2 separate regions of the Homo sapiens genome follow, and region 1 is linked to region 2. Evidence: chromatin contacts called from ENCODE Hi-C data. All regions are on one chromosome and are shown on one strand. The core of a region is the stretch at or near the end of the contact, and the rest is flanking DNA. Distances in the headings are between cores, read along the strand shown.

Region 1 (2,700 bases), core at 39-2,538, 4.0 Mb before region 2:
AGTTTTGACAATTTTTGATCATTCTTTTAAGTGAGTATAAAGAATGAGGGACTTTCGTGCCATCCTTGTAGAGTTAGTTCCCTTCCCTGTCCCACCACCATTTCACCAAGGGAAATTTATTGAGAACACCTAAAATTTGCTGTTGACTAGTCATGTTAGGGGAAGGAGGAATGGTATAGACATAAGATTTTAAAATATTGACGTGCGTCGTGTGTTTACTTATTTGCAATCTTTTTTTTTTTTTTGAGATGGAGTCTTGGTCTGTTGTCTAGGGTGGAGTGCACTGGCCGATCTCGGCTCACTGCAACCTCTGCCTCCCAGGTTCAAGTGATTCTCCTGCCTCAGCCTCCCAAGTAGCTGGGATTACAGGCGCCTGCCACCACACCCAGCTAATTGTTGTATTTTTAGTAGAGACGGGGTTTACCATGTTGGCCAGGCTGGTCTCGAACTCCTGACCTCAGGAGATCAGCCCACCTCAGCCTCCCAAAGTGCTGGGATTATAGGCGTGAGCCACTATGCCCAGCCATTTGCAACCATTTTTTTAAATTGTTGTGTTAAGTTACTATAAAAATTAACATTTTTATAGTTTTCCCACATTTTACTGCATACTACTTTATATGACTTTATGATTGTTAGGTTCTTAAACAATGAATTTTGACTTAAGTTCTTTTATATTTTTATTTTTACCAATCCATCCTATTTAAAATAAATTAATAGTATGTTTAATATCTTTCAGAAAAGTTCTTTCCCTGTGCTTTAATTTTAACCAGTTTTAGCTAATGTTTTTGCACAACCTTTTCTAAAAGCAACAAATAATTGATTAAGGGGAATCTGGGCTAAGCTGAAGCTTAACTCTGAAAGCTGTGTTAATGAGTTTCCATAGGAAAAACTGTCTACTGCTTTTATTTTGTTTATAGATTGAAATTAGCTAAATGAAAGAATAAGTAAATGAGAGCTGCTTAAATTAAGACATCCATTAAAATTTTTTGTCTTGATTACTTTCCCGTCTCAGAGTCAATTGATCTGGCTTTTGGTACTGAGCACATGACTCTAGACAAGCATGCAGTCATTCTAGGCATACTGCTATTTGAAAAAACAGCTTTAAAAAGATGTTAGAACCTGGGAAAAAATATCTTGCTCTCTTGTGGTTTCACAGGATGCCAAAGGTTTAGTTGCTTGTATGTTTCACTCAATTGCTTTCTGTTCAATGAATAAAATCAGCACCGTGCATTAGAACTTTGCAGACTCACTGCAAAGGAAATAGCAGGAGGTAAAGTGACCTCAAATGAATGTGGCTTTTTTTGTGGGGTGCGGTGGGTGGGCAGTGCTACAACTTAATAAACAAATTGAGTTTTGCAGGAAGAAAACCTTTAACCCATCTTTATACTCTCTCATGGTGACATTTTTCTTCTGCTATCATTCCCATTCTTTAAACATTTTTACAATGATTAGTTCATTTTAAACATGTAACATAGCTACAGTTGAGTTGTTTAGTTGTTTTATAACGTATATGTTTTTCGAGTCCATCAGTAAACTGGAATTATAATCTTATTTTTGTTGTTTTGATCACACAACTTTTCTGCGCTCTGAAAAATACAACTGATACTTACTTCTCTTCACCAAAAGTCTTTTAGGTAGGTTTATCACCTTTTATCAGTTGAGTGAGTAAGATATTTTGAAAATATTTTACAGGGGAAGTAGCAGAAATTCTCCATCATGTATGGTAAACTTGCAGTTATCTGTGCTCTTAGAAGACAGAGGGAACCGGCCGGGCGCGGTGGCTCACGCCTGTAATCCCAGCACTTTGGGAGGCTGAGGCGGGTGGATCATGAGGTCAGGAGATCGAGACCATCCTGGCTAACAAGGTGAAACCCCGTCTCTACTAAAAATACAAAAAATTAGCCGGGCGCGGTGGCGGGCGCCTGTAGTCCCAGCTACTCGGGAGGCTGAGGCAGGAGAATGGCGTGAACCCGGGAAGTGGAGCTTGCACTGAGCCGAGATTGCGCCACTGCAGTCCGCAGTCCGGCCTGGGCGACAGAGCGAGACTCCGTCTCAAAAAAAAAAAAAAAAAAAAAAAAGACAGAGGGAACCTGAATAGTTAATATAATTTTTATTGTAGTACAGGTTTTACTCACATACCTTGGGAAAAGCTTCTTTTCCTGCTTGGCATTATTGCCAAATGTCAGGATTGACGGAGGTGTATGGGGAGATGGATTTGAGAAAATCTGGACATGTTACTCCATGAATCTAGAGAAAGCAGGGGCAATACATTTATTTTTGTTTTCTGAAGGTAGCTCTCATTGTAATGATGTAATTTGGGGCACAGAATTGAGCCAGACTGCTGGGAATCAATTTCTGCTCCATGCTTACTAGCCTCGTGACTGGGCAAGTTACTTAAAGTCTTTCCTCACCTGTATGATGGAGACGATAATAAGACCACCTACTTCATGGACTGTGAGGTTTCAATGAATTAATATGGTAAAGCACTTAGTGCCTGACACATAGTAAATGATAGCTGTATTGTTGCCAAGTCAGTAAGTGTGAGTCAAAGTATACAGATATGTTTCCCTGAAGGAATTTGAAGTTTAATACTTAAGTTTTGTAAAAGTCTGATTTATATTTACTTTTCAATAGTCCAAAGTGGGGACTGAAAGAATGTACAAAATGTCCGTGTTTGGGTTATCTTTCCTAAACACTCTG
Region 2 (2,700 bases), core at 141-2,640:
ACTGGTAGATCTGGTGTGCCAGCTTCTGCACCGTGCACGTCCCGAAGCGGCAGCCAAAGCTCCGGAGGCCCTGGAAGTTGTTCATGCTCTGGCGGTAGCGCTTGACTCGGATGCGGGCGGCATCCGGACTGCTGCGGGCGGGGGGAGGGGGAAGAAAGGCAACTTGAGACCCCATCAAGCAGAGCTTTGGCCCCAACACCGGGAACGGGAGCCATTCTAGAGCCAGAGGGAGCTGGAAACTGCTCGCGCCATCTGAGCTGCGGTCCAGCCCCGACGATCCCCCGGGCCAGGGGAGTGGAGACAGAGAACTCCTCCCGCACACCTTCCTTCCCTCCCGTCCCTGGACAGCACAGGGCGTAGTTACCTGTCTTCGGGGCTTCGAGAGGCACCCTTCATGTCCTGGGGCCGAATAAGGGTCTGGGCAGGCCCGGCCTTCACGTCAGCGAGCCCGGTGGGGTAGCTGCTGGACATCCGCAGTTCCCTCTTCCCACGACTCAGAGCCCACTTATTCCACCTGGAAAACACAAGCAGACCCGATTCGCGTGCGTTCAGGTGACGCCCAGGCCTGTCCCTGCTCCCATTCACTTCTAGACCTTCGGGACCAACGGTCAGTTCCCCTTGCCTGCCAGGTACCAGCAAGGGGGAAGGCGCTGCCCGGACTCACTTCTTTCGAAACTCCGACGCGACATCCAACCGAGCGGTGTCAGCGCCTAGGAAGGCGAGCGAACCCAGGTACATCAGGGCGACGGAAACCAGCTTCATCCCGGCTGCGAAGCGCAGACCCTGGAAAAGAAGAAAGAGAGTCGAGCGTGAGCACCCGGGCCAGCTGCACCGCCCGGGCGGGGCACGGAGGGCGGGCAGGGGCCCCGGCGAGGCGGGTTTAGCCCGCGCTTTCCCTGGCTCAGACGCTTATCTCCCTCCGCGCAGAGAGGCGCCAGAGGCGTTTGCACGCGCCGGCCGGGTGACAGGCCCCGCAGGGGAGGCCGCTGCACCCCGCCAGGCTCCCAGAGGGTCTCTGCTCAACTTCTTGGAACTTGGCTGACGGAGCAGAGGGGACTGGGTCTCTGGACCTCCAGCTGTGTGCACGAGCTGGGCCCAGGATATGGGGTGTATCTATCTCTCAGAGAACCCTCCAAAGTGGGTTGTTCCCCTCACCCAGCGCTCCCAGTTTAGGGCCTTGGCAAGCACTGCCCCCCACCCCACCTCTTAACCCGCAGGGTCTGCGGCACCTACCTGCTAAGAGAGTGATCTGCCAAGTACTTGAAGGAGAAAGTCTCAGACGTCCCACTGGCAATGGCAAAACTCCGAAGTCCAAGCCCAGCTGCAGTGAGAAGCCCGAAGTGGCAAGGCTTGAGCTGTTCTATCCAGTGTCACCAAGAAACCACTGAGTGGCCAGCTCTGGTTCCTGTGCTTTATAAGCGCACGGGTGGGGGAGCGGCGGGGCGGGGCCTGGGCTGCCCGGTTGCCTTCCCTTTCTTTCCTCAGCCACGCGCGCTCCTGCTCTCGGACGCGCGCATTGCTTCCTTTGGGGCTGGAGTTGGGATGGGGGGAGGGGGGAGCGGGGGAGAGGAGGTCCCTCGTGCCCAGAGGGCTTAGGTATGGGCTCCAGGCGGTTGGTGCAGGAACTGCCACAGCCCTCTTTGGGCACAGGGTTCAGACAGTACGCCGGAGCGAAGGGGCGCCACTACAACCTCTTGAGGTCCTTATCCAGGACCCATGCGGCCCGGAGTGCAAAGCCTCCTGGCGAAGAACAGCAAGAGCCCGCGGAAGGGACAGCGCGGATGGCCCGAGCCCTGGACCTGGGGAGCTGTGGCCTCAAGTGGACCGCGCCCCCCTGCCGGCTTGGCGCCTGACCGGGCCGCGACCCCAGACTCCCGCGGAGGGGCCGGGGCAGGGACGGAGCAAAGCCGAGAGGAGCAGGACTCACTAGTCCCCCAGAGGACCAAGACCCCGGCGTTTCGGGGTGAGCTAGTAAGATTTCACGGTAGGGACAAGGCTCAGAAAAGCTAAATTGAGAATTGGGATTTGGAGGGGGGAATTATCTGAAATTTCAGAATTTTCATTTCTATTTGGAAACATAGGAATAACCAAAATTAGGAGGAAATATACTGTTTCATTTTGCCTCCTTGTAATCCTATTATGCCTTATAAGGTCATAACCTGAGATTGTGCCTGGCTGCCTTCATTAATCCATCGTAAACGTGAGGACTGACTGCCAGGGAGCACACTAACGCTTCACGTATGCTAATCATTTTACAGTTTACCAAGCACGGCCACATCCCAGTCTACTTTGAGCTTCACAGCCACCCTTGAGTCAGGCAAGGAAGGTAACATTCCTTTTCCCATTTCAGCAGGTAGAAAATTCAAGCTCAGAGAGGGGAGGTATCTGCAGAGAGGGGAAGTCACCCTGCAGGTAGGAAGCAGCAGAGTCCCTACTCGGCCCGACACGCTAGCACGGCCGACTGGGGCGCGGCGTGGATTCCTCTAGGCTGGGGTCACCAACTTCTCAAGGGGCAAAGGAGAGTCCTAGCCCCCGCCCAAAGAATTTGTGCCTGTTCATGATGAATCACGCTAGACACGTTTGTCACCCGTTTGTGCTCTTTCATCACAGCTTCTTCTCTTTCTTACTTCTCTCCTGGGGGCCAAACTGGGAAGGAAAGGCTAAGCCACGGGGCTTCCTGCTTCGTGCTTGTGGGTTTCT

Evidence for each region. A loop is a pair of places that touch in the nucleus more often than their neighbours do. Pooled maps may share reads with other maps.
Region 1: a loop to region 2 is called in a map with no recorded cell type, with 8 times the contacts of the local background. The contact joins the enhancer-like site here to the promoter of ADM in region 2. A Hi-C loop is called at or near these places in 3 of 37 single-sample maps with no recorded cell type and 2 of 50 pooled maps.

What each region holds. Positions count from the first base shown.
Region 1 is chr11:14,318,724-14,321,423 of GRCh38, reverse strand. All of the region lies in intron 1 of RRAS2 (RAS related 2), which reads left to right. Among named protein-coding and RNA genes, the nearest start is that of RRAS2, 39 kb to the left of the region's middle. Within about 2 kb of position 1,288, at least 2 of the 41 ENCODE cell types and tissues checked have a DNase peak (open chromatin) inside an H3K27ac peak, as active enhancers do.
Region 2 is chr11:10,303,763-10,306,462 of GRCh38, reverse strand. It overlaps ADM (adrenomedullin), which reads right to left and starts at 1,390. Exons shown (of 4, transcript NM_001124.3): 1 at 1,234-1,390; 2 at 665-783; 3 at 365-514; 4 at 1-131. The coding sequence starts at 762. It also overlaps a transcript of SBF2 not described here. RefSeq lists silencers at 799-848, 869-918, 1,599-1,648, 1,829-1,928, 2,419-2,478.